Regions from separate parts of the Homo sapiens genome. Here all the other regions are linked to region 4. A link is a contact called in ENCODE Hi-C or POLR2A ChIA-PET data. All regions are on one chromosome and are shown on one strand. The core of a region is the stretch at or near the end of the contact, and the rest is flanking DNA. Distances in the headings are between cores, read along the strand shown. Region 1 holds the start of SORBS1 (sorbin and SH3 domain containing 1). Region 2 holds the start of ALDH18A1 (aldehyde dehydrogenase 18 family member A1). Region 3 holds the start of RPP30 (ribonuclease P/MRP subunit p30). Region 4 holds the start of CEP55 (centrosomal protein 55). Region 5 holds the start of TCTN3 (tectonic family member 3). Region 6 holds the start of HECTD2 (HECT domain E3 ubiquitin protein ligase 2).

Region 1 (4,505 bases), core at 585-3,084, 2.1 Mb before region 4:
TTTTTTTTTTTTTTGGCTATTCTAAAATGGTGTTGCCCTGAATTTGCTGGGTAAGTAACTAGTCTCTCTACCCTTTGTTATACACCTCTGTGGATAACCTCAGGATAACGACACTATTCCCACCTGGGGTCGTGTGGTGGATGTGAGTTAACGCATGTAAAGCTCTTAGCACAAGTATAGTACGGTGCATAGCAGCCTAGACGTGCTCAATAAATACTAGCTGTTTTATTACTTTATAGCCCAGAGAGAGCTGTCTTACACAGATTGTGGAGTAAATAAATAGGAGAGCCGGGGAAGTGTTCTTTGAAAAGCTGCAGGATGAGGTGCAGATAGGGGAAGGCCGTGGGCTGGGGGCTCCCTAGGTTGAGTAGTTCCCCAGTGTTTTCTCATTTATAGAGTAAGCTTCCAGATGGCTAGGACTCTTCTTTTTTTTTTTAATACACAGCAGAGGACACCAGGTGGTCACCAAAGACTTGTCACCGTTCCCTGACATCTAAGAATCTTTGCTGATGAGTTTCCGATCAGTCTGTGCAGTTATCAAGGCCAGTCTTTACCCTGCCACCCACAGCCTGTTCACTGAGAATGTGCTCTGGCTGAAGATGCTTGCAAGGGCAGCTGACAAAAATCAGTTGTGCTCAGCCCAAAGGGCGAGTGTCTTATCTTCAGGGATGTGGGAAGCTGGGCATGGAGGGAGCAAGTTCCAGACCAGTACTTGCTGGCTCTGCGACCTTGGGCCAGCAGATTCCCCACTCTGATCCCTGTCTCTGTTTCCTTTTCTGTAACTCTGAGGGGGACTAGAGGAGGTCAGGAGAATGGCATAGCACAGTGGTTAGCTCTGAACCCCATCTAACACGGTGCCTTCCCCCCACTTGCAATGACCTTGTTGCATTGTATGCACTCTACTTTTCACATTGTAGAGGATCTTATTTATTTACTTGTCTCCACTAAAATGGAAGCTTCCTAAGGGAAAAGGCCTTGCCTGTCTTGTTCTCTGCAGTTAACACTGGGGTCCAGCACTGCCACAGAGCCTCTAAATATATGTGTGTTGCATGAGTGAAATCTCAGAGCCTGGGTTCAAATCCTGGTTGCACCACTTGCTGTGTGACCTCGGACAAGCCACTTAAACTACACCTCAGTTTTCCTGCATAAAAATAGTAATTATTTTCAGTTTTCTCACTAGAAAAATATGGATTAGTAATCGTTCCTCTCTTATCAGGCTAAGAGGATCAAATGAGGAAATATCCGGGAAGCATTAAGCACACTGGCTGGTACAGAGCACACGAATGACAACAGCAAACGTTTATGTAGCACGACGGCCAGGAACTGATCAAAATGCATCACCTATGTTAACTATGTTAATCTTCACTAGATTTTACGAAGTCGGACTATTATGCCATTTTACAGATGGGTAAACTGAGGCCCAGGAGTTAAATAACTTATCACTGTTATTTTACGTCTAAGGTTCCTTCCAAGCTCCCCGTGGGCGACCCTTCCGAAGGACCAGAAGGCGCGCCAGGCCAGCGTCCGGCCCGGCCAGGACGGAAAGGGTTACTAGGCCCGCGCGCCCGTTACCGGCGGAGGCCGGCGGGCTCACAATGCCAGGAGCCGGGCGCCGGACACTTCTTCGCCTCCCATCCGCGCACACGCCCCTTCCTGTCACGGCTGGGCCCGGCCCCGCCCCCGGCACCGCCCGCTGGCCGGGCGCTGCCAGAGTGGACGGTTCCAGAGGCATGCTAATGAGGGGGCGGGCACCGCAGCCCATTGGTTGTCCGCGGAGTGTCGGTGAAGTCAGCGCTGAGTCCCAGAAAAACAGAGCGGGGCCAGCTGCAGCGTGTAGTGCGAGTGGGGCGGACGCGCGCAGCCCGCCCGCCCGGCGACCAGCAAGGTAAGCCCGCGCTCGCCCGCCCGGCCGCGCTTGCCCGCTCGGCGGCGGCAGCGCCGGGGGTGTGCGCGGCTCGGCCCCCGCGGGCGGCGCCTTTGTTCCGCGCTCGGAGGAGGCGCATTTAAAGGGCCAGCTGTTGGAGGGACTTGGGGGACCCCCTCCCCCAGAGCATCCCCCCATGGGCACAGGGAAAGCGGTGGTCCCTCGCGGCCGAACCGTCCATCCTGCCTGCTCGGCGAATCCCCAGTCTTTCAAGGAAAGTTCCCCAGGGTGCGGAGGATCTGGGGGCTTCCAGGGTTGGGGGTTTTTAAATTTCCTTTTTTGGTGGGTGTGGGGTAGTACGATCATGGCCTCTGCTAGGAGAGAATGTCCGCCCGTCTCAGGGTGGCTGCAATTTGGGTGGGTGGAGGAGACATCAAAGCCCGAATGGGTTTGTGCTGTAAAGTGAAACTACCGAGGAGGGGCACCTCTGCAGCAGCCAGAGGAAGGCGGAGGGAGCGAGCGGCGGGATGGAGGCATCTCAGGTGTGTTCATTCATCAGCATCCCCTGGAGAGGGCGGCGGGAGGGGCGCAAGGACGACGCGGTTGGCCGGACCCGCCTGAATGAACGGGGACTAGTATGCGCCGGGGACACGGCGCCTGCCCGTGCCGCCCGTGCCCCTTCTTCTCCCCGAGTGGCTGACAGCATCTTGCTAGGCAGCTCATCACCGACATGGACAGCAAGCAACTCCTTTCTCCGAATTCCCCGGGCATCCCCTGCTACCACCTCGCTGCTTTCCGATGTGGCTTCCTTGATACGTGGTAGCGCCATTCAAGATAGAGGGGAAAGAGGCTTGAAGTCATTATGTTTCCTTCATGGGGGAATGTGCTGTCGAATTCTGCATCCCCATGCATCCGCTGTCGTAAGATGGCTTTGAAATTCACCAGTGCATGCTTTCTCCAGGCAGACAAGAATTTATTACGCTATTACATTGCTACGTAAAAGCAGAAGGGATCCCACTGAGCATGGCTCGTTTTGTTCAGTCCTCGGTTTTTCCCAGCATGTTCTGGGCGAGCCTTTGGATTTTTGTTTTAAACACTGAGCGTTGGGATGCCCCTGTTGTCACAGGGCCGACCTGCTGAAATTGCTGGAATTGGTTTCATCGTCAATAGGAGGGAGGTTCATCTAGAGACATCATGGAACCTATCTGGCGTGTCAGGCCTCTGACTCCATCTCTCCCCTCAACACCCCCCCCCCCGCCCAGCCCCCCGCGCCCTTTTTTCCTCTTAAGTGGAGGCGGGGGATGGATTGGCTGTCTTCACTCTCCTTGTGTTTTGAGCTCCTCTGCTTAGATTCAATTCTGTGGTTTTGGTTGGAAAGGTATCTTGGTGGTGATCGAAGAGAGGAGGGTTGGATTAAAAGTGGGGTGGACACAGAGGGGTCAGCAGCATCAATGACAGAAGACAGATGATGGACATATCTACAGCCTTCAGACACCGATGAGGCAGATGGCTGTCTACAGAGTGAGGGGCGTGTGTTTGGGCTGTGAGGGGGAGGGGTGGAGGAGGAGGATGCCTCCAGCAGTTTTCTGCCCCGCCCTCTGGATGCTGCCTTAAATAGCCCCTTGCCAACCAAGCTCTGATGTCTCTTTCTTGGCCTGAGGGGAAAGAAGGGAAGGGTTGGTCTGTTGGCACCTTTGCCCAAGGCACTGTTGGAGCAGATGGTTAGGAAAGGGTTAGTTCTCCAGGGGTTGCAGAGAGCACATTTCTCAGCTGGAGGGCCCTGAGACCACTCCTTTGGCGACTTCCCTGCAGGGAATTAGCAACTGAAATGAACTGCTGTCTACCCTGTGGGGTAAAGAGTTGGGAGGGTATTGTCATCTTGTGGACGATACCCGCCTTGTTGGCCTTTTCCTTCTCCTACCTGCTTTCATTTGTTGTAGTTGGAGAGTTTCTGTATACTTTTCGGAAGAGATTGGGCATATTGGGGAGTGGGTAGGAGTTATGGGAAAGGATGAGCAAATTCTTCCTGGCAGAACAAAGCACTGTTCAGCTGTTCCTCTCTTTCCCCTTCTCTAAAATAAGAGTTCAATACAGATAGCAGAGTCTAGGGTTTTCTTTGTAAACAATGAAAGGGCAGGGCCAGGAAAGAAAGTTTTTATTGTGCAGCATTGATAATGATCAGGTCATCCTAACTTATCTCCAGACCCTTCCCTGGATGTGGAGATAGATTTGCTGTAGAGGGCACTCTATGGTAATTTAGGATTTGACCTGTCTCTAGGAGAAAGGCATGGATGGTCTCAAAAAGCTTTGGTGGAGAAGCTCTGGACCAGAGGCAGGACAGCTAGCTTTGGTCCTGGCCACCAATCTTTGGGCTTTGGGCTAGTGGCTTCTGCTCTCTGGGCCTGTGTCCTTGCTGGTGAAGTGGAGGATGATAGGGCAGAAGGTCTTCCAGGGTTCCTGACAACTCCACTGTTCTTAGAGTCACAGTTTGTGATGGCATTTTCAGGTTCTTTCCTGTTTGCTAAATTGATAATAAATTCAAAGTATTGCACAATGGCATAGAAGAAGCATTCTAGGATGCAGGCTTCTGTTGGATTCACATCTACCTTTTCCTTGATTAGTGTGATTTGTGAGGTTTTAC
Region 2 (4,504 bases), core at 84-2,583, 2.2 Mb before region 4:
AATAACACAGACTGGATAATTTTTAAATAATAGAAATTTATTTCTCACAGTTCTAGAGGCTAGGAAGTCCAAGATCAAGGTGCCAGCATCTGGTGAGGGCTTTCTTGCTGTATCCTCACGTGGTGGAAGGGCAGAAGAGCAGAAGAGAACACCCACCTCCACAAACCTTTTGATAGCAGCATTAATCTATTCATGAGGGTCACTCTATTCATAAAGGTGGAGCACTCTTGACCCAAATGCCTCCCATTAGGCCCCACCTCCCAATATTCTTGCATTGGGAATTAAGTTTCCAACATATGAATTTTGGGGGACATATTCAGACCATAGCAGTAGCCAGTGTTTAATAAACAAGAAAATGAATAAATAGGCTTAGTAGTGTTATCAGGGACGACAGAAGGGCATGATGCCTTTCTGTGCCCAACCTCCTATCAAGTGCTGCCCTCCCACCACCCAGCACTATGTGCCTATGCAGGAATGTGTCCTTTGAGCAAAATACAGCAAGGAAAGAGGGAGAAAAATCTGTGTTTTCACTTTTTTTCTTTTTCTTTTTAAGAGGTGGGGTCTTGCTGTGTTGTCCAGGCTGGATTTGAACTCCTGGGCTCAGGTGGTTCTCCTGCCTCCACCTACGAGTAGCTGGGACTACAGGCACACACCACAGTGCCAGGTTTTTGTGGTCTCTCTTTAAAGGTGAGTCTGCATTCACCTTTGGAATAGTTCTAGTTGTCATAGATTGAATATCCTATTTTAAAATGCAATATTCTTACAACTGCCTTTGATGAAAGGGAGTTGAGATGGGACCATTGGGGAAACCTCCAGATGACTAGGGGGCAAGTAATTTGATTGCAGTGCCAAAATGCTTCCATTTAAGGAGCCAAAGTTTGCAAATGTGTGTAAACTGATCCAATCTATTCCCAGGATGTGCCTGAAGTAACAAACATATGTAAGTTGATCCAACCTATTTCCGAGGTGTGCCCGGGATATAAATGGTTAACATTGACAAACACACCTTATGAAATCTACCAGCAGCTGAGGGTGCCAGGCACCTCTTCTACCTCCCTGGAAGGCCCAGTGGGGCGGCGTTTCGAAGGTGTCTTCGCCCCTGTCTCCGGCCCCTGTCCCCTCCCGGGACGTGGGCGTTCCCCCTGAACTCGAGTCCCGCCTCTTCCAGGCTGCCGGGGCCTGGTGGGCTGGCCCGCCACGTGGAGCGCTGGCTTGATTCTCGAAAGGGGCCTACGCCATTGCCGCGCCGCAGCTCCAGGACAGGCCCTCGCCCCACGTCAACAGCGTAGGGCCGGCTGCCCAGGTTTACTCTTACGCCACTGACGTAACGTCATCGTGCGGGACGTGGACGGAAGAAAAAAGAGAGTGAGCGAGCGCCGGAATCAGCCCGGCGTGGAGTGCGGACCCGCGGTAGTGCCAGGGGGCGAAGGCGGCGGTGGTGAGGAAGGTACGCGGCGAGCGGCGGGGATGGCTAGGCGCCCGCGTCTCTGCGGAAGCTGTTGCGCGCCCAGGCTCAAGCGCGAGGGGCGTGAGCGCCGGGCCGCTGGAGCGGGGACGCTGCCGGAGCAGGTGCCGGGGCCCGGGGATCTGGCCCATGGGTAGGTGTGGGCCTCGGCCGAGGGATGGCGGCTGCATCGGGCCGCCCAGGGCGCGCTGCAAGACCGTGGCGCGCTCCCATATGCCGGTGCGCGGCCGCCCCGGGATCTACGGATGGCTACGGGCCCTGACCTCCCCGGCCTCCCCTGGGTACACCATGTAAGGAACTGGGCCAAGTGGAGACTTCAGGCATCCGCGGGCCCCTTCTTTCCAAGAGTATGGAGCCTGCACTGGTGGGTGGCGTGGGTGGCGGTGGTGGCAGCGCCGGGATGCCGCGGGTTTTAGCTGGCCGCACGCTGACTCTCAGGGGCCTGGGTCCCTAGTTCCCCGCGGCCCTCCAGGCGTTCATCATCCCCTCCTCAAAGCCAGACTCCCTTTGCAGTATGGCATTCTGTGTATGCTGGGGTCTTCCTGTTACAGCAGGACGCACCCACATACCCCACCTCGTCCTTCCCCCATCATTATCCCCTGCCCTCTGAGGTGGTGAGGCCCATCGGATCTTTGTATTTAAGTGGTGAGCCATATACCGAGCATGTGTTTGTGGGTGAACTGTGCTGGGACTGAGGTTCACTTCTCTGTTCAAATCAGTTAGATAAGGGCATTCTGTTTAGTCTGTAAAGAGATATTGAGAAATGTCTTGAGTCAAAACGTGAAAACTTTCTTCAACTGATGATATGGAGTCTAAACACACACACAGAGTCGAGACACAGTCACACAAATCTAGACACGAGTCTAGATACACACACACACACACACACACACACACTCTCTTTGCTCCTTGGGATCAACTGTGTGCTTCTCGAGGGCGTAATACACTCTGCCTGGTCAGTCAGAGATGGTGGTACAGGGGAGAGGTCAGGAGGCTTGGTTTCTACGTCAGTCTTCAATCTCTTATTTCAGTGACCGTAGGTGTTCAGAGCTTTCAATGACTCTTGGTTAATAGAGAGGTAAACAGTCAGTCAATATATGTGTGTGATTGTATCTAATAGTGAATATTCGTTGAATTCTTTGTTCCCGTGATGGGTCTTGAAGGAAATTAAGGAAAAAATAATTGTAAGGCATCATTAGTGCCTAAAAGACAAAAGGAGGAAAACTGACATTTACTGACCATTTGTTGTACCCAAGCACTTTCCACGCATTCTCTCTTTTAATTCTCACTATAATTTCATGAGGTCCATAGTGTTAGTATCCCTGATTTATAAGTGAGGAAACAGAGGCTTAGAAAAATTGGGTAACTCTTACATATGTAACTAACCTGCACATTGTGCACATGTACCCTAAAACTTAAAGTATAATAATAATAATAATAATAATAATAAAGAAAAATTGGGTAACTCTCCACAAGACACACAGCAAGTGCAGAGCTCGAACCCAAATCTGACCAACTTCAAAGGCCTTGTTCCTCATCGTTTTTGCCATATTGTCAATGGAAAGTTTGTAATCCAGATGGGAAAAGCAGTAGTCATGAGCTATTTAAAAGCTAACCTATAGAATTATATCCAGCTGTGAAGACTAGCCTTGCTGGGGAAGGTTTCTTAGGGAGGTGGAACTGGAATTTGATTGTTTTACCCTTTGGCTCTTCTGTAGTTATTTTGGAGAATTCACATGTAAATAATTGTTTAGCAGCCATTATTGAAGGAATTTATATAAGCAGCAAACTTAGATCACGTGCTAAAATCATACTTCAGTGTTATGAAAAAATTGAAATAACAAAGATCAATTAATACTTTCTGTTGCCTACTAGATGCCATATGTTTTAGAACAGCTGCATCCTGCCAGTCTCTTCTCTGTCCCATTTCAGTGCCTTTGTGCAGTATAAATTGTAAAGCAATGACACCATTCCTAATTTTTCTTCACTATGGGGCTAAATGCTAGTCTTCTGAGGCACATTTAAGAGGGCTGGGATATATCCACCAATCCATGGAACAAAAGTTAAAAGGAGGCCCACAAACAAAGAAAGTGAAGTATTTTTCTTACCTTGTGAAAATAGCAGTGTCTCTGTAGCATAAAAAGAGCTACAATATTGGGAGGCCGAGGTGGGTGGATCACAAGGTCAGGAGATCGAGACCATCCTGGCCAACATGGTGAAACCCCGTCTCTGCTAAAATACAAAAAATTAGCCAGGCATGGTAGCGCGTGCCTGTAGTCCCAGCTACTCGGGAGGCTGAGGCAGGGGAATCACTTGAACCCGGGAGACAGAGGTTGCAGTGAGCCGAGATCGCTCCATTGTACTCCAGCCTGGCAACAGAACAAGACTCCATCTTAAAAAAAAAAAAAAAAAGCTACAATAATGAATGGCTTGTTCTCCCTGTACATATAGGAAGGAGTTCCCTACTTTTTTGTGAAATAAACTATTCTTTGTCTAAAGTCTCAAATTTGACCCAGGGTGAGGAAATGCCCATAACTGCCTTATGTTCTCAACCGAGATTTGTAGCCATATTCTCTTCCTCCACAGGATTAAGATGTTAGCCAGTTGTAGGCATTGCCACTGCCTTCCAGGGGTACAAGAGTTATTTTGTAATCCTGTGGGCATCAGGAAGAAAGACATGGCAGCAGCCTCTGGCCTTTCCTCTTGCTTTTCATGGCTGGCTGGCAAGGATCAAGCTGACATTTCAAATAGGTGCATTTCCTGGTTCTGTTGGGAGATGTTAGCAGAAAGGTGGACATGATTGCTTTAGGATGTTGGATCTGTTACAGGAATTATATGAAGATTTAGTATTAACACATAAGCATTGCACCTGAAAGATTTTTTTTAAATTTGGAAGATACCAAAAAGAGCAGGTGTTTTTTGTGTCTCAAAATATTCCTAACTCTGCATTATTATTTGCTTACATAAAAACTAAGATGGTTGAGGCCTAGAAAGGAGCCACTTACTTTTTCTCTCTTTTCTATAATATAGAGGAGGTGG
Region 3 (4,384 bases), core at 1,645-4,144, 2.6 Mb after region 4:
TGAAAAAGAAAAATTGAACACTTTTGTTAAATATAACAACCTCTCCTTCCTGTAACACAGGTCCATCCTGAGTCTAGATGTCAAGAGTAGGAGGACATTTGAGGAGTGGTTATGAATGTGAACTCTAGTGTCAGTCTGCCTGATTTAAAGTCTATGCACTACCACTTACAAGTTACTTAACATGAAGTTTCAGGTTCCTCATCTGTCAAATGGTGAAAATAACAACACTTTCTTCATACACTGTCATGAAATTTAAATGAAATAATACACATGAGGTGTTTGAGAACAGTGCCTGGCACACAGGTCTTTGTTTAACCATTATGAATTATTATTAAAATGATACTAAAGACTCTTAACTTTGTGCTTCTCCTTTTCAAATGTCATTCTCTTTCATGACCCTATATTCATTTTTATCCCATCAAGTTCCTACTTTATCACTGTCACTTTTATTCCCGTTCATTTCTTTTGCTTTTTATCCTTCTACTTCCTTCAGAGACTCCTTTCCTAAGGAGAAATGGAGTGATAACTCCCTCACACCACTGCCCGCTTCCCATTTTAAGCTGCACACCATCGACAGACTGGGAGCTCCTTGAGGTCAAGGGCTTGCTTTATTATCCTCATCAGTTAGCACTGTTCTGGACATTTGGGCTACCAAAAAAAAATCTAAATCATGACTCCCATCTTTAATTTTTAAAAATACCAATGGGGATGAAAGGATATTAACATTAAAATACATATCAATGCCAAACTCTCAACAGTTTGTCCAACTTCCTTCTTCCCTTCCTCCCTCAAATATTTACTGAGCATCCATTACTTGACAAGCCCTAAACTGGTGTTGAGCATACAGGATAAATAATATAATCCTTCTCCACAAGAAATTTACAGCCTAGTCTGTTGGAGAACGAAGGCAAATAAGGCAATTAAGCAAGTCATTGTATATAAATACATGTTTTTTATAAGTAAGGATTCTATGGAAGTACATAGCACAGTGAAACCTGGTGTAGGGGTCACAAAAGGCTCCCTGAAGAAAGTTACCCTTAAAAACAAAAAAAAAATCACAAGTATGCCTGTACCTTGGGCTTCACCTTGCACCCAGTTAGTCAAATCAACCAGCCACACCTCCTCCCTATTCTTCTTTACCACACTCCCAAATCTGCTCTAAACTTCCTTGTTATACCCATTTAGGATATCCTTTTGGCTACTAAACAATGTCCCTACCGTTCTACAGAAATGTCAACTAGGATCTGTTTCTCCACAAAACTTTTTCCTAGACTACTCCTCATCTGGCAGCTTAGGAGTACTTACTTCCCCAATCAGGCTTTAGGGTATTTTAATTTACACAGTATATTTCTGAAGCTTATTATTGGTTTCTTGTATCACATCAGAAACTGAGAACCAGGGCTCTGTCTTTCCTATTCTTTGCAAATGTCCACTATTTAGTTCCAGACTCATCAAATAGCAGAGCAGTCCTTTGTCTTTGACTTGTAAGTTGAGGCAACTTTATATGCCATGAATTCCATTTAATTTACAAACAAATAACCACTAACAATGTACATATATTACCACACCTCTTCCAAGTGTATTTTAAACTGGGGGAAATTCTCTAAAGAAATCATTATTAACTTTTCTTTTTTGTATTAATTTTTTTAATGTGTTCAGTTTATTCCACAAGCATTAACTGAGTAACTGCCATGTACTGGTGCCTGCAGAGTGAACGTGTTAAGCACAGTAAATAAAAGGATAAGACATGGCAATTCTCTTAGGAAGCTCATGATTTATTCAAAAATGGGATGGCGTCAGGAAAAGCCTCATTGAGGAGGTAATAATTGCGACAAACTACACCTAGGAAAACTTATTTTACAGGATCAAAGAACATTAGCGCCAAATGGCCCAGATCATCATGTCTACTTTCGTCTTCGTGCTGATGAGCAAAGTACCACAGAGATAACGTTCATTTAGTGGCAGCAGTGGAAAGGGACAGTCATTTCGCCACGGATACTTCATAAAGAGAACAATAAAAAAGTGGTGTGATTCACTTTGCCAAGAAGTGGTTGTCATTTCTAGCACCACCTCTGAACAGTATCAGTAATCAGAACTCACAATGAGCTGAAAACTGTCTCTGAGGAGCAGATGTTACTACACGAACCTCTTGATTCTTTTTAATCTCTCTATTCCAACACTTTACAGTCTACGGAATACAGAACCCATGACTAACTCCAATAGTTAAAACAGGTTCTCGTCTCTCAAGGCTTTCGCTTCCCTTCGATTTGGGCCATGCTATCCTCCTCCTCCACCTCCACTCCGCTGTGTATGTCCTCTGCCCCCACCTACCCTCTCTCTGTCTAGATAGTATTGTTCCAACACTCCCACGTCCTCCTCCTTCTCCGAGCCTCCACGGCGCTTCCTGTCCGTGCCCCAAATTCCAGTATTTGTTTAGACACTGTCGTGAGAATCAGGAAGGGCTGATAGTAACTTAGAAGCTTAGAAGATTGTACCCTTGGAGTCCAGCTCCGGCTTCTGTCACCTATCAGCTGTAGGCCCCTATGCAAATCCCTCGCCCTCGTTAGGCCTCAGTTCCCTCATTGCAGGAAAGTAGCTGAACCAGATAACAACCCCCAGAACCTTCGAGTTTCCCGCGCTAGGAATCAGACCAACACCTCGGCGGGCATCAGCCTCCAGGGACATCCCAGAGACTCTGGGAGACCTGACCGAGACCCATCAGGAAATAGTTACTCCGGAGTGTGGCCCGATGGTCTGGGTGGCATGAGGTTGGCCAGGCGCGAAGCCGGGGCAACTCACGGTGAGCGGCTGTCTCCACAAGTCCGCGCAGAGCCTTCAGGTCAGAACCCGCTCGCAGGTCCAAATCTGCAAACACCGCCATGCTGAAGTCCCATGACCGTCCGCGCGCGCCAGTCTGCGCAGCCGCTGAGCCCGCCCCTCAGGCATGCTGGGAGCTGTAGTTAACCTGCGCAGTCCGTCTCTACCTCCAGTTGACTAGGGATTCGGAGAAACTTACTTGCTTTGCTTTCATCTACCACCAGAATTTGTGTGTTGAAATCAACAGCTTCATTTCAATCTCTCTTTGTCTTCTTCTGAACGACAATGTTTGGTTCCCCCTGGAGGGGTTCCAATTCCCAACTATTCAATACTCCTATAAAATAGTGTAGAAATGAATTCATTCAAAATGCACGCACACGGTATCTACTTAGTGCTGCTCATGAATCAGAGAATTCTGCTAATGGGTGAAAACGCTATTTAAAGAGTCTTAAAGAACACGTTTTCCTTTCCTTTCCCTAAAGTCCATTCCGTTGTTTACAATGGACTTACCGGGAAGAAGGCGTTTGTGTGTGACGGACTCTAGGACTTCAAAAGAGAACTACCCCAAGACGAGGGTCTTTTTACCCAATCAGAACTGTTGATGTCAAAGCCCGCTATTCTCTGTGGCAGTCAACATCTTCAACCACAAGATGGCGGGACTCGCTCTAGGACGAGCGGTTAGAGCCAACATTGATTTAGCCAAAGACATGTTTGAAAAGGGAGGTGCAAAATTGAGATGTTTTACACTTTTCCAGCTGAGAAATGTACAAGGTGACGCATATCCCACATATCTGATGTTTCCACTTTTTTCCGACTTAGTGTAAATGATCTATTGAGGATAATAATCAATTATACTACAAAAGTGTGACTATAGTTTACATCAGTGCTCTCAAACTACCTGTGATGAAGGATCAGTTTCTCCCTCCTTTTCCTCTACCCCCAAACTCTTCGCGAACCAGGATGTGGTCCTTTATGCATTACCAGTAAGCAGCCTGGCCTCATGGGAATCACAAATTTGACAACACTCGAACTGCCCTATACCTGGCTGAATAGAATCTGCTGATCAGGAGCTTGGATTATCAGGACAATGCCAAAGTACTGTAAACTTTCTAAACATCTTCACTTTTTGTTTGTTTGTTTGTTTTATTAACGTGCGCACAGCAACAACAATCACAGAATTAGAGGCTCGGTCATTTGACCTAGGGAGTATCCTAGTTGGTGGCCTGCTGAGTTTTCGTTTCGTTTTGTTTTGTTTTTAGAGAGAGTATCTCGTTATTGACCAGGATGGACTCTAACGCAAGCAATCCTCTCTCCTAGCTGTGATTACAGGAGCCCACCCACATGCTTCACCCATCAATTTCTCTTATTTACTGATCACAAACAGTTCACAGATAGTCTCTCGTCTATGGACCACACCTTAACTAGTACTCCTTTATGCGATTTTCTTGTCGGTCTCAGAAGGGAGGAAGGATCTGTTCCATGCAGTAGCATGCAATTCTCTTCTTGGTTAACTTTTGTAAAGAAGAGATATTTTGCCTTTTCCAGTACTTGATATTTCCTAAGTGGG
Region 4 (4,723 bases), core at 788-3,287:
GTAGTGAAGTGACTTTTAAGATTGTCCTGTGTGAAATCAGAACGTCTAAACATATTAGAACTGTGGAGATTGAGTAGAAGAAATCATCTATCAAAAGGTTAGTCCTGGATTTTTGCCATTATAAGGTGAAAGATTGCAGTAGCTCATCCATCAGTTAAAGAAATGCAAGGTTATGGCGTCTCTCAGTCACCTGCTGCCACAGGAAGTTCTTTCCTATGTGTTTCTGTTGATAACACACTGTTGACTTGATATCGTGGGTCGTAGGACAGAAAACTACTACCAAGTCATTGAGACACAAAATGATGGAAATATAGATCTGCAGAACGTGAAAGAACCCCCAAACATCTGCTTCCTAACCTTTGCACAGAAACTCTGGCAGTGAATGAATGACTACTAGTTTCTAGCCTCTGGCCCAGACGGTTTGGATCTCCCCCACCACCTAGTCCCACCAACCTCCTTTCCCTGTATTTTCTTTTTTCTGTTTCTGTTTCTTTCTTTTTTTTTTTGGCGGGGGCGGGGCGTTAGGGGCGGCAGAGTCTCGCTCTGTCGCCCAGGCTGGAGTGCAGTGGCACTATCTCAGATCACTGCAACCTCCGCCTCCCGGGTTCAAGGGATTCTCCTGCCTCAGCCTCCTGAGTAGCTGGGACTACAGGTGCGCGTCACCACGCCTGGCTAATTTTTTTTTATCTATTAGTAGAGATGAGGTTTCACCATATTGGTCAGGCTAGTCTCGAACTCCTGACCTCAAGTGATCTGCCCGCCTCGGCCTCCCAAAGTGCTGGGATTACAGGCGTGAACCACCGCGCCCGGCCACCTTTCCCTGTATTTCCTATTCCAGTCATCCACAGGGTTCCCCCAGTTCAAACCTTCCTCAGCATGCCTTCCCTCTGTGAACTCTTAACAAACGATATAGCTGCCCCACCCCCACCCCTACACAATCTAGTACCCAATTACACTTCCTGCTAACCTTTTATTTTTTCAATTGTTCAACTATTTTTTCAAGGACTGCACTTTGATTTTTGTTGTTGTTGTTGTTACCCACAGAGCCTAACAGCAAGCCCTCAGATATGATTGGTTGATTGGGGCCGGGCGCGGTGGCTCACGCCTGTAATCCCAGCACTCTGGAAGGCCGAGGCAGGTGGATCATCTGAGGTCAGGAGTTCGAGACCAGCCTGCCCAACATGGCGAAACCCTGTCTCTACTAAAAATACAAAAATTAACCGGGCGTGGTGGCGCACGCCTGTAGTCCCAGCTATTCAGGAGGCTGAGGAAGGAGAATCGCTTGAACCCAGGAGGCAGAGGTTGCAGTGAGCCAAGATCGTGCCATTGCACTCCAGCCTTGGTGACAGAGCGAGACTCCATCTCAAAAAAAAAGAAAAAAGAAAAGAAATGATTGGTTGATTAGCTGAAGTGACCTAAGTCATGCTGGACAGGTGACCAAACAAGCGCTTCCATCCAGTAAATGGTACAAGGCCTCAATTACAAGCCGCATCTTCTACAAGGCGACGCCAATCTTTAAAAATTCCCACATAAAATCTCACTTGAGGAGACAGACAGGAAAAGAGAAACTGCAAAAAAAGGCACAAGTTTTCTCACTTCTAAAATAAAGATGTTTGAGGAACACACAACGAAAGTGCCTGCCAATCGGAAAAAGCCGTCCTAACAAAAGACCTTGGGCAAGTCACTTGGCCTCTCTGCGCCTATCTGTAAGGAGATGATACCCACCGCCAAGTCCAAAGAAGCGATCGAAGAGACAACGGTCTTGAGGCGCCCAGCCGGGTGCCAGGCACGAAGTGAGCGCCAGGGAAAAGGACTGTTATCAGAGCGGGCAGAGATTGAATCCCGCGGACGCGATCTGCCCACTGACCTGCCCTCCCTGGCGGTCCGGACCGGCCCGGCCCCGGGGCTGCGGGTCCTGGCCGCCCCTCGCCACCCTCCGCGGTCGCCTCCCTTGGGCCAGCTAGCAGCTGAAGCGAAGCGCGGCGCTCGCGTCGGCCGAGTCACACCATCAGGTGTGGATGCCGCTTCCGGGAGTTTGAATCCCGCGGCTGCAGGGCGGGGCACGTCACTGCCGGCAGGGCGCGGCCCGCAAGAAGGAGGAGCAGCGCGCGCGCGGCGGGGACGCGGCTCCCCGATTGGCTGCCGCCTTTGAAGGGCGGAGAGTAAACCTGAGGGCGGGCCGAGAAGTGGCTGGGGCCGCGGGGCGGGACAGAGGGCGGGAACACTTCCTCCCGGGCCCGCCAGCTAATTCTGGGATCGGGGGTTCTCTGCGGGCTTAGACCTAAACAAGCTTGGTGTCTCGCAGTCAGGGGCTGGTTTTGTGTTTATACGCTTTTAGGAGAAAGCAAATTACTATTTTTAATGGGATAAAACCAGTGACGATGGACCGAGACGAACTAGTTCTGCGCTCTTGAGCATAGATTCTCCCTGTGTGAAGTGCGGCCCCTCCTGCCCTGGGACAACGGGATTTCACAAAGGAGCACAGCCCCCTTGTCATCCCCTCGGGTCTCACTCTGTCGCCCAGGCTGGAGTGGAGTGGTGCAATCATAGCTCACTGCAACCTCAGTCTCCCGGGTTCAAGCGATCGTCTTGCCTCAGCCTGCCGAGTAGCTGAGACTACAGGCGCACGCCACCACGCCCGGCTAATTTTTTATTAAAAAATTTTATACAGACAGCGGAGTGGGGGGGGGGGGGGGTGGTCTCACTTTGTTTCCCACTCTGATCACGAACTCCTGCCTTCAAGTGATCCTTCCACCTCGGCCTCCTAAAGTGCTGGGATTACTGCCAAAAATCAGCAGCACAGCAGGGAGTGTTAACGGGAGAGATGAGAGGCACGCCCAGGTTGAACGCTGAGATTATGAATGCTAGCGGACCGGCTTTCAGACCAGACTGCTACCCTCCAGCCTGATATCTATCTATTGATCGATTCTAGCTCTTGATTAGCCGCTTTGAGAACGTTACTGCTGAGAGAAGAAGCACATGAAATGTTTAGCAGGGCCTCCCTTTCTCTCCTAGACCCAGCATAAACTCGCTGGAGATTTAAAACAGTAGATACACAGTAGCAAAACATCCTAGGTACACAATATTGTACAAAGGTTATAAACTCTAGATTAGGACTTTCTAGATTTAATTCCTTACTGCCCTGACTAGATGTGTCTCCTTGGATAAATTTATTTAACCTATTTGAGCCTCGGTTTCCCGATGTGTAAAATGATGCAAATAATAATATTTACTTCACAGCTCGGTTATAAGGATTAAATGAGGAAATCCGGCCAGGTGGAATGGCTAATTCCTGTAATCCCACCACTACGTGAGGACGGGGAGCGAGGATTGCTTGAGGTCAGGAGTTGGAGACCAGCCTGGGCAACACAGAGAGATCCACTCTCACCCCACCCAATCCCTGTCTCTAATTTTAAAACTTTAAAATTTTTTTACATGAAAGAAATTCATGTAAAGTGCTTAACATTTAGTAAATGTTCAATTGATGTTAGCCATTGTTAAACAAAAGGCAACACTCAAATGTTACTGAATAGAATGGATGAGAAAACCATGTGGGGAATTTTAAAGAATCAGAGAAACAAAACCAAAACAGAATGCAAGATAACGTTTGGTACCTGCTTCCAAGGAGCTCCCATTTCTGAAGGGAAGGTAAACTAAAGTATCAAGTGGGATTAGGGTGGGAAAAATCAGGGCAAAAGATAAATCATCGTGTGAACATTATTCATTGCCCAGAGTTGAGGGGCAAAATTAATTTCCACAGAGATTTACAAAGATTCTTAAAGAGATATAGAGAAAAACATTTCCCTGTTCACCTTCAAGCCAAATGGGGAGCAAAAAATGGGGGAGAGGGAGGAGGGACCCTGGAGAGAGGTGGCACCTGGCGGACTGGCACCTGGGTAGCCAGCACCCAGGCCTGCTGTGCCAGACACTCCAATTCCACACCTGCCCTCCAGGACCTTCTTTTCTGGCTAAAGGTCGCCCTGTGAGTGGGGACCTTGAGGAAGAGGAGCAAACAAGAGGCTCATTGGCCTGGGGGGCTTGTTAAATTCCCTAATTGCCATTGCTAGCCCTGAAAATTAATGTTTGCTCTTTACAGATAGGAGCTGCCAGTCATGAGGTTGTGAAGAGCTGGTAGTTTCCACAAGATCTCACAAGTACTTTGATGTTGATAGTTCACTCAGGGATAGTCTAGGATGAAGATTGGGAAACTCATCTTTATTCATGTAAAGAGAAATGTAACAGCCAAGCAGACTAGATATTTATCTAAGCAGGTGAGCTCATTTTCTTCCCAGTAGGAACCTGTTCTTGGGAAACCAAAACAGGATCAAAAGGCTGCTGAATGGGTTTAAAGATATTAAATGGAAATAGGGAGGCTGTTGTAGGTTAGAGCACCTATCACCTTTGAAGGTTACATCTTCCAAGGCAATGCTAATGAACACACAGGGCCTCACCAGCGTGTAGATCTGCACTGTCCAATACAACTTTCTGCAGTGATGGAAAGGTCCCTCCTGATCTATCCAATATGGTAGCACTAGCCATAGATGGCTACTGAGTGCTTGAAATGTGGCCACCGTTATTGAGAAACTGAATTTTTAACTTTATTTAATCTTAATTTAAAAACTAAAAGTTTATTTATTGAAAAACTTTTGATTTTCTTATTTTTTTCTTTTTTTTATTATTATTATTTTATTGGAAAACTTTTAAGTATGTTTGGAACAACCTG
Region 5 (4,593 bases), core at 211-2,710, 2.2 Mb before region 4:
GTTAATTTATATACTAAAACTAAATATCCAAAATAATCCAGATGTCAGAACCGTGGACATAGGAAAATACTGGGTCTAGGAGGAGCAATATTTTGATCATCTACAGTCCCACTGTACAATATGGTAGCTACTCACGTCTGTGGTTAACTTTGAATTAATTACAATTTAAAAATTAAAAATTCAGGCCAGGCACAGCGACTCACAGCTGTAATCCCAGCACTTTAGGAGGCCAAGGCGGGAGGGTCACTTGAGGTCAGGAATTCGAGACCAGCCTGGACAACATGGTGAAACCCCATCTCTACTAAAAATAAAAATAAAATTAGCCGGGCGTGGTGGCGCGTGCCTGTCATCCCAGCTACTCAGGAGGCTGAAACAGAAGAATCACCTGAATCCTAGAGGCAGAGGTTGCAGTGAGCTGAGATCACACCACTGCACTCCAGCCTGAGCGACAGAGCGAAACACCGTCTCAAAAAAAAAAAAAAAAAAAAAAATCAGCTCCTCAGTCACGCTAGCCACATTTCAAGCGCACAATTGCCACATAAGGCCGGTGACTACCATGCTGGACAGTGCAGCTACGGTACATTTCCAATACCGAAGGAAAGTCCCATGGCCCGCGCTGCTGTGGGGAATCGGAAGAGGCACGCCATTCCCGGGAAGAACAAAAACCTCCTAGAGAGGCTTAAAAAATTTGCCATTAACACGGGGAAAAAAATCTTCTATTTCCATTCCTCCATCTTATTTTCTCACCTCCTAGACAATGTTTCTTTTTTTTATTCTTTCTCTCCCTATTTTCTCACATTTTTCCTGCCCTTTTTTCTTATTTTTCTCTCACTGCTTTTTCTAACAACAAACATGCAGTCCATCTTTAATGATTTGATGCATTTCTTTAGGGTTTTCAAAATTTCTCAATGTTAAAATGTAAGGAGCTGAATGAACATTATTTCTAATGTGTTTTTTTTTTTTTTAAAAAAGCCATATTTAGAGGAGACTGTTTTTTAAGGTATGTGACCTTAGGTGTGTTTCCCCCACCTGAGAACATTATTCTTCCATAGAAAGGGTTTCTCACCGTTGGAATCCGGGGTGAAAAAAAATTTGCAATTCTAGTTCCGGCCTCTGGGGTTTCCTTGCACCGGAGGCCGGGCTCAGTCCTCTGGGCCGCGAAGTGGGCGCGGAACCTCTCGGTCCGCCGAACTCCTACCGCCACCTAGCGGAAGGAAGGCGCAAGGGCTTCTTCGTCACTGACGGTTGCCAGGCAACGGAGGCACGGCCCGGCCCGCGTTAAGGAGGAGGGCGCAGACCGAAGGACACTGAAAGAGCTGTAACAACCCCACTTTCGATTGGTTGAAGAGCTCTCAGCCTTCTCATGAGCCAATGAGAAGAGGCACGCGGATGGCGTCAGACGCTATGCGACTCCTCCCACCCACGCTCTGGCAATGCGATTGGAGACCGCGGAGGCCTACGTCGGACCCGGAGGCCCTGAATGCCCCATGCGCACCCCACAGCTCGCGCTCCTGCAAGTGTTCTTTCTGGTGTTCCCCGATGGCGTCCGGCCTCAGCCCTCTTCCTCCCCATCAGGGGCAGTGCCCACGTCTTTGGAGCTGCAGCGAGGGACGGATGGCGGAACCCTCCAGTCCCCTTCAGAGGCGACTGCAACTCGCCCGGCCGTGCCTGGACTCCCTACAGTGGTCCCTACTCTCGTGACTCCCTCGGCCCCTGGGAATAGGACTGTGGACCTCTTCCCAGGTGAGGGAAAACGTTGTGGGGGTGGAAACTTACTTCTGAGATCTAAAATTCTGTGAGCAAAGTTGAGCTGCCACAAAGCAGGAGTGGGGCTGTCGGAAGAAGGAGGGTGAGCACCTGGGAGAGTTTGGGGATCTTCATCCCACTCACTCTGTGTCGTACTTTCATAGTCTTACCGATCTGTGTCTGTGACTTGACTCCTGGAGCCTGCGATATAAATTGCTGCTGCGACAGGGACTGCTATCTTCTCCATCCGAGGACAGTTTTCTCCTTCTGCCTTCCAGGCAGCGTAAGGTGAGCTTCGTTGCTCAGACTGAATCCTAAAGGGGTTTGGGGCCTACAACGGGTAACATTTGGATGTAAGAAGAGTTAGTCTTTGTGCCTCCCACCCGTACTTCCACTCCTAGGACATTCCCTTGGTTTTTCCTAGGAATTGCCTTTTCTGATTCTCTAGAGCAGGGCTGGCCAGTAGAATAAGACCTTCGTGTCGTCCTATAGGTGCCCAAGGAGTCCTCTTTGGCATCATCTGGCCGATATTGCTGGGACACTCTTTTTTGGACCTGCCCCGCCCCTTCTAAATATATCTTCTCCCTCCTCTTTCCTCACAGGTCTTCAAGCTGGGTTTGTGTAGACAACTCTGTTATCTTCAGGAGTAATTCCCCGTTTCCTTCAAGAGTTTTCATGGATTCTAATGGAATCAGGCAGTTTTGTGTCCATGTGAACAACTGTGAGTAGAAACATGTTGGTTGTTCTCATTTTCTAACACAGGAGTGTTATATTTTGTCTTCCCTGGCCCACATTGGAAGAAGAATTGTCTTGGGCCACACGTAAAATACACTAACGATAGCTGATGAGTTAAAAACAACAACAAAAAAAAAGCAAAAAAAATGTCAAATGTTTTAAGAAAGTTTACAAATTTGTGTTGTTGGGCTGCATTCATAAGCCGTCCTGGGCTGCATGCGGCCGGTGGGTTGCAGGTTGGACAAGCTTGGTCTAACATTTATTGAGAATTGGCTTTTATTCTGGCCTTTTTTCCATTTCTTTTTTTTAAACTTTTTTTTTTTTTGTCCTTTGAATCTCTACGCCTCTTTCTGCCTCTTCTCTCTTATTACGGAATACATTTGCATTTTTGTTTTTTTTTGAGACGGAGCCTCCACCTATCGCCAGGAGTGCAGTGCAGTGGCACGATCTCAGCTCACTGCAACCTCCACCTCCCGGATTAAAGTGATTCTCCTGCCTTAGCTTCCCGAGTAGCTGGGACTATGGGTGTGTGCCACCATGACCAGCTAATTTTTGTATTTTTAGTAGAGACGGGGTTTTGCAATGTTGGCCAGGATGGTCTTGATCTCTTGACCTCATGGGCCACCCACCTCGACCCCCAAAGTGCTGGGATTACAGGTGTGAGCCACCGCGCCTGGCCACATTTGCAACTTTTTATGTTCTGTTGGCTATGGATCAGAAAACTCATAAAGAACTTTAATTTCAATCATTTTAATCATTCCTCTTAACTCAGATAATCACAGATAGACTATATTCCCCACTTACTACAATCTCCATGAGGGTACTAACTGAATCCCCAGTGCCTAACACATAGTAAGCACCAAATAATGTTTGAATGAACATCTTTGACAAATGAGTCTATGCCAACCTTATTTTCATTTCATGAGGCAACAGTGTAGGAGGAGCATTAGATTAGGATCTCAGTCCTGCCATTTCCTTACCAGCTATACAGACTTGGGCAAATCCCTTAGCATTTCCAGGCTCGTTTCTTCAACTGTAAAGTGAGAAATAATATCATTGGCTTTGTATATGAAAGCGCTCTACAACTGTAGAGTACAATAAAGATTAGAGGTTATTATTATTGGGGATGGTTAGTGGACTTAGAAATTTGCTGGTGATGGCTATAACATTTCTAAAGATATGAAGCTAATCTATCTTTTTAAAATGTCTATGAAGCAAAATAATGTTCCTGCACAAAATGGATTTAAATGTCTCTTGCATCCTGGAAGTCACCTCATCCTGATTTCATCTGACTGTTAATAAGAATTGCAAAACTATATTTGTCTCAGAAAACAACCAGTTTTTGGTTTTGGGGGACTTGAATTTCAAAGCAGTTATCAGAAGCCTTGTGGTTATTTAGATGGTAATAGGGTAAAGGGAACAAGATGAATACTTCATTTTCAGATAAGGTTGTGGCCTGACGCGGTGGCTCACTCCTGTAATCTTAGCACTTGGGAGGCTGAGGTGGGCAGATCACTTGAGGTCAGGAGTTTGAGACCAGCCTAACCAACATGGTGAAACCCTGTCTCTACTAAAAAAACAAAAAATTATCCAGGCATGGTAGTGGGCACCTGTAATCTCAGCTAGTTGGGAGGCTGAGGCAGGAGAATCATGTGAGCCTGGGAGGCTGAGATTGCACCACTGCACTCCAACCTGGGTAACAGAACGAGAGTCTGTCTCAAAAAAAGAAAGTTGTCTCTTCTTTTCCAAACATTTTACTGCCTTTTAAATCCAGCCTTATGATCATGCTCCAGGGTTATTGCAATGGCACCTACCTGGTGCTCCCTGCTTTTGATCCCCACTCCTGCCCCCGACACCATCCTGCACACTCCTTCGGGATCAGTGGATCTGAACTTTCTTTAAACACCTGAGGGAGGAATATGGCCACTTCCAATAGTAGTTATGGTTCATTACATCAATGAACTTTTTCCTGAACGAGGGTGGGGTGTACATTCATGTTTAGTATGAAAAAGGCAAAAATTTCCCTTTGGTTCTGATTATTTACCTACCTTCCTCACATATACACACATAGCATCTACACACAGTATACACAGTTGTGGAGAATCATTTCAC
Region 6 (4,652 bases), core at 1,701-4,200, 2.1 Mb after region 4:
AGGGCTGCCCTTTCCAGCATTCTTTCTCCCACCCCTGTACCTTTCTGTAAACATAAAGGATACAGCCTAACTCTTCAACCTTATTTAGGGTCACTGTAAACTGACCTTCTACTTATTGATAATATTTATATTATTTTATTCATATATATTCATTTATAAATGTGGTACAATGATTTTCTGAAAAAGCCACTATTGTAGGGTCACGAATTGAGTCATAGACACAAACTAGACAGGCAGAACCATTAGGCTGGGGCAAAAAGGAACAATCACTGGAATGTCTCAAAGAAAAAGTTATTGATGACAATTAGGTTCCTAAGCAAACCTCTAGGAGCTCTATTTAATCTACAGGAGGCTGAAAAACAACTCAAGAGGCCACAAGCTGTATTTCCCTGCCCACCTACCTCACACATCAAGACCTCCTCCCCCTCCCCACACATACCAAGGCCTTCCTAGCTGCTGTAAAAGTCAATCACCACCCCAGTTCTCCTGGATTTCTTATCCTTTGGATGGACTAAGGACCAAGCATAGATTTTCTACACTTAAGCTTTTCACTGCTATTAGCTCTGAATTCTAGCTTTGAAGTCTCTCTTTGACAAATACACACACACACACACACACACACACATTCTGCCACAGATCCTGTCATAAATTGTTTTTTTTTTTAAAAAATAAATAATCAATGGTACTGACTCTGAAAGACTTTATAAGGCACAAGCAAGGCTGAGGCAGGAGAATGGCTTGAACACGAGAGGCAGAGATTGCAGTGAGCCGAGATCAGGCTACTGCACTTCAGCCTGGCGACAGAGCAAGACTCCGTCTCAAAAAGAAAAAAAAAAAACCCTCAAGTTTTGTATATTTATCCTTATCCTCTTCTATTCCAACTCATACCTTTTCAAAGTTTAATTCAAGATTTAAATTTTTTTCTTGAATATATTCTTCTCTTTGTCTAGTAGTACAAGTCCATAATCCTCTATTTACAATTTCAAAGTCCTATAAATTCTTGAAACTGAAGTGTCTTTGCAACTCATTTGGTGGCAAAAACATGCACCTAATCTGAAATGACATGACGCTACTGACTTTTTCCCTTTAGCATGAACACATAATTTCATTACAGTTATTAAGATGGTTGATTAGAGAGAACTGGCTAGGACCTTACTGTGGGTATTAAATAATATATGATATATGTACCGAATTACCTTTCTAAAATCTGAAAAACTTGAAATCCCAAAGCAGACTGTAGACTTGTATCCACACTTGCAAATTCCAAAACGGCAATTTTTCAGTTATGAGATGAATAGGTTTTTGGGAGAGCGTTTGCTTGAGGACCTAAACCCACTCATTTAACTGTTTCTATAAGTACATACATTTACTGTTTTAAACAACCAACTTAGAAATGAACTGCTGGAATTCTGTGAGTTAAAGACTTCCTATATAAAATCTGAAAACCTAGGGTACCAGCAGCAGGAACCAGGTCTCCAAGCAGCTGGGTGACAAATTCCTTCAAAGCATTTTCTAGGGTAATCCCTAACCCCAGCTCCAATCTACCAATCAATTGTAGCTACGCTTTTAAACGTGTATCATTACTGTTCGCAATTTGCTGCATTGATTTAAAGAGCTTGTTTTAACAATTTCCAGTTATCAGGGCCCTCAGACATTTTTGAAAAACCTACCGAATCCGAAAATTATTCCTAACACCAATACAGTACTTAACGAAGAGTGAGCTATTTTAGTAAGTTCTTAGTCATTTAAGAGGGAGGTTTTAAGAAATGAACCGCAAGTAGGAATAAAGAAAATGTATAATGTTCACTAAACTTTTACTATTTTGTCACACACAGCTGCATGACAAGTCATGATCTTTAAATATATCAAAGCAAACTTTCAAAAAGTACTTAAATATTATGTCAAAATAAAAAATTGCAAAATCCGAGGTTTTTTTTTAAATTGTGCTTCAAATTAACCAGTCACAACCACCAGTAAAAATAGGGAAAGAGGGGGAGGGGGCTGTCCCATGACATCATCTGGCAATATGTAGTTTGAAGCCTGACAGCGCTCTCCAAATAACCCTTACGAAGATACAGCTGGGAAATCATCCCTGTCAAGCTTAGATAACTTGGGTTTAAATAAAAGGTTCAAAAAGCCTCCCCCCACCTGAGTCACATGTCTGTACCATATGAAAAATAAAACCATCACTGATGCATCTACCTCCCACTACACTGACAGCAACGGAAAGGTCACAATTAAGTGGAAACTCGCCGCAGAGCCTGTTTAATCTGAAGGGGGAAGGGAAAGAAAAGCGAAGAAAAGGACAAAAATCTGCGCGCCTCCAAGGCAGGCAGGCAGGCAGGCACCTCCGTGGAAAACCCACTCCCGCCTGCTGACACCTATGCTCATCCAACAGATCATGCCGACTCAAGATGCAGGTCATTCTCTTAGAGAAAGTGGGGGCCCAAGCCCCAGAAAATAACCCAAACATCCAGCGGAACCGACCACCCCCAACATTTCCCGAGGGTGGTAGGTGTACCTCGCGAAGTGTTCGGGGCTGTCCACGAGGCACAACTCTTTTATTTCTGCCCAAGGAAGGGCGGCCTGAGTGCGTCTCCCTGGAGTGCCAGGGCGTGCCCAGGGTAAACGCAGGCCTCCTGACGGCCCTCGCCCGGCCGCCGTCCCTCCCAACTCCCGCCGTCCGGGGCGCCAGACGGCCCCGGCCCACCACCTACCGCGGTCGCGCCGGCGCCCGCCGATACGATGGGCGGCAGCTTCTCGCGCTCTGACTCCTTCCCTTTCCTCTCCTCAGGCGCGGGCGCCGCCACCACCAGCGGAGTGGCGGGCGAGGGTACCCGAACCGCCTCACTCATGTCGGGCCGGGCGGCGGGAGCGCCAGGCGGCGGCGGCGGCCTCAGTGTTGCTGGGGCTGGCGCTGCTGCTGCCGCCGCGGCCGCGAGAGGGCTCTGGGCTGCCGCTTCTAGCCGCCGCTGCCGCCGCCACTCCGCCCCCGCCCGCGCCCGCGCCTTTGCGCGCGAGCCCGAGGCCGCCCCCGCGCGCGCCAGCCCCGCGGACGCGGCTCCCCACAGGTCCCACAGGTTTCTTGCTCTCGCCTCCCCCGCCCGCCCGGGGCTCGCGCGTCGCGGGTCGGGAGCGCCGGCGGTAGTCCCCCTCGTCAACCCCGAGGGCCCGGAGAGAAGGCGCCACGGTCGACGCCCGACCGCCATATTGTTTGCAGAGTGTCGCCCGAGATGACGAGGAGACCCCGCACCCGGGCCGCGCAGGAGAACCTGGACTAAGGACGGGCAGTCGGGGAGACAAGTCGAGCCCTGCAAAGGGTCGGACGGGGATAGAGTGTCCGAGTGGTACCAGTAGGGCAGGACGTAGGCACAGACTACCCTTCACGGACGGCCCTGGCCTGCGGCGCCGAGTCCCGCGGGCAAGCGCCCTCGGGGTCTGGGCTGGTGGCCTTTCGCCTTCTTCCAGGCGCCCACAAAGCTGTCCGCCTTGGGGCTTCTGCCTTCTTATCCTTGCCCGCCCTCCTGAGCCCAGGAGAGGCGGCCCGGAGCTTGCGCAGCCCGGGGAGACAGCCTTCCTGGCTCAGCAACCGACTCTTTTGTACACGCCTGGATGGCTTCAGCCTACACAGGAAAAGCCTGGAGGTGGGGAGGAGTGCGACGTGGTGGGCCCCCCCTTTCCCCTTCCCCCATAGGATTGGACGGCCAGTCCACACTTTCCATTCCTGTTCCTCTCGTCCCTCTTTGACTGCCAAATCCGCCTCTCCCTTCCCGTCCCCACGCGCCTACGTTTTGCTCTCTCCCCGCAACCCTTTGCTGTCTCCTATCCGTCCCTTCCTTGTTCCTTTCCGTTTATGTTAGAGATGTACATACCCAAACTCTGCTGCACAGTCCTCAATCAAATCATTACAAATAGGAGTAAAAACTTGAAAGCCGAAGAAGAGAGCTTTTAATTATGAAATTAAAATACCCCCCACCTCCACCACCAGGACACCTAGACAATTTCCTTTCCTTTCTTGTCGCCCCCTCCTTTTCCTTTTTCTCAGTCTACTGGAGCGGCGGGGACACCTGCTGATCTAGGAGAAAAGAGAGTAAGAATGCGCTGTATCGCCTGTTAAAAGCAAGGAATTTCGATATTCAGCTCTATCAGATTTTTTATCTGTGCCTTCATTATTTTATTGGAGGTTGAGTGAATTTTTAGATCAAGAGTACCTAAGTCCAAATATAAGAACCAAAAATATCTCTGAAACAAACCCAAATATGATTTCGGGGTATCTATTGTTTACATAATTTGGAGTTATTAGTATAACTAAATACTAGTTATGGTGCATCATGAGATAAGGTTGCATGTTTTCAAACCCACAATTTGTAACAAGTAGATCTGAAGCAAACAATGTTGCCTTCTAAATTTTGAATTCTGACTTTCATTTATAGAAAGGCTTTCTACTTTAATATAGTTGCTGTTGCCACCTATTTACTTGTTAATTAACAAAAGGTATAGAATAAGTGCCATATAGTCAGCAAAAAGTATTTCAGTGCTAATAGCCTTGGAGGGAAAATGATGTATGTCGGCATTACTTTGAAGCATCCTCCTCCTTTCTATTAATATTTTTCTAAATTCTTTTTCAGGATTTTCTTTCCTTAAAACTACTG

What was found. Hi-C counts contacts between places; a loop is a spot of excess contacts on that map. ChIA-PET counts read pairs that join two places held with the same protein, here RNA polymerase II (POLR2A). Pooled maps may share reads with other maps.
Region 1: a loop to region 4 is called in a map of B cell, with 32 times the contacts of the local background. The contact joins the promoter of SORBS1 here to the promoter of CEP55 in region 4. A Hi-C loop is called at or near these places in 1 of 168 maps with a recorded cell type or tissue (B cell) and 6 of 50 pooled maps. POLR2A ChIA-PET finds 5 or more read pairs at or near these places in 1 of 52 experiments (naive thymus-derived CD8-positive, alpha-beta T cell).
Region 2: a map of CD8-positive, alpha-beta T cell shows a loop between it and region 4 (20-fold over the local background). The contact joins the promoter of ALDH18A1 here to the promoter of CEP55 in region 4. A Hi-C loop is called at or near these places in 1 of 168 maps with a recorded cell type or tissue (CD8-positive, alpha-beta T cell) and 6 of 50 pooled maps. POLR2A ChIA-PET finds 5 or more read pairs at or near these places in 1 of 52 experiments (activated CD4-positive, alpha-beta memory T cell).
Region 3: a loop to region 4 is called in a map of B cell, with 19 times the contacts of the local background. The contact joins the promoter of RPP30 here to the promoter of CEP55 in region 4. A Hi-C loop is called at or near these places in 2 of 168 maps with a recorded cell type or tissue (B cell and CD8-positive, alpha-beta T cell) and 8 of 50 pooled maps.
Region 5: a loop to region 4 is called in a map of naive thymus-derived CD4-positive, alpha-beta T cell, with 14 times the contacts of the local background. The contact joins the promoter of TCTN3 here to the promoter of CEP55 in region 4. A Hi-C loop is called at or near these places in 1 of 168 maps with a recorded cell type or tissue (naive thymus-derived CD4-positive, alpha-beta T cell) and 5 of 50 pooled maps. POLR2A ChIA-PET finds 5 or more read pairs at or near these places in 2 of 52 experiments (HEK293T and activated naive CD8-positive, alpha-beta T cell).
Region 6: a map of CD4-positive, alpha-beta T cell shows a loop between it and region 4 (5-fold over the local background). The contact joins the promoter of HECTD2 here to the promoter of CEP55 in region 4. A Hi-C loop is called at or near these places in 2 of 168 maps with a recorded cell type or tissue (CD4-positive, alpha-beta T cell and naive thymus-derived CD4-positive, alpha-beta T cell) and 7 of 50 pooled maps.

What each region holds. Positions count from the first base shown.
Region 1 is chr10:95,558,700-95,563,204 of GRCh38, reverse strand. SORBS1 (sorbin and SH3 domain containing 1) reads left to right here and starts at 1,834. Exons shown (of 33, transcript NM_001034954.3): 1 at 1,834-1,885. RefSeq lists silencers at 1,485-1,854, 1,895-2,004 and an enhancer at 1,489-2,251.
Region 2 is chr10:95,653,540-95,658,043 of GRCh38, reverse strand. ALDH18A1 (aldehyde dehydrogenase 18 family member A1) reads left to right here and starts at 1,333. Exons shown (of 18, transcript NM_002860.4): 1 at 1,333-1,447. RefSeq lists a silencer at 1,487-1,596.
Region 3 is chr10:90,870,484-90,874,867 of GRCh38, reverse strand. It overlaps RPP30 (ribonuclease P/MRP subunit p30), which reads right to left and starts at 2,894. Exons shown (of 11, transcript NM_006413.5): 1 at 2,800-2,894. The coding sequence starts at 2,881. RefSeq lists enhancers at 2,584-2,643, 2,774-3,043, 2,762-3,056.
Region 4 is chr10:93,493,926-93,498,648 of GRCh38, reverse strand. CEP55 (centrosomal protein 55) reads right to left here and starts at 2,037. Exons shown (of 9, transcript NM_018131.5): 1 at 1,726-2,037. RefSeq lists a silencer at 1,709-2,218.
Region 5 is chr10:95,690,794-95,695,386 of GRCh38, reverse strand. TCTN3 (tectonic family member 3) reads left to right here and starts at 1,460. Exons shown (of 14, transcript NM_015631.6): 1 at 1,460-1,743; 2 at 1,911-2,034; 3 at 2,349-2,467. The coding sequence starts at 1,488. It also overlaps a transcript of ENTPD1 not described here. RefSeq lists enhancers at 500-1,001, 1,476-1,755.
Region 6 is chr10:91,408,642-91,413,293 of GRCh38, reverse strand. It overlaps HECTD2 (HECT domain E3 ubiquitin protein ligase 2), which reads right to left and starts at 2,950. Exons shown (of 21, transcript NM_182765.6): 1 at 2,718-2,950. The coding sequence starts at 2,855. All of the region lies in intron 3 of HECTD2-AS1 (HECTD2 antisense RNA 1), which reads left to right. RefSeq lists a silencer at 2,594-3,183 and an enhancer at 3,334-3,543.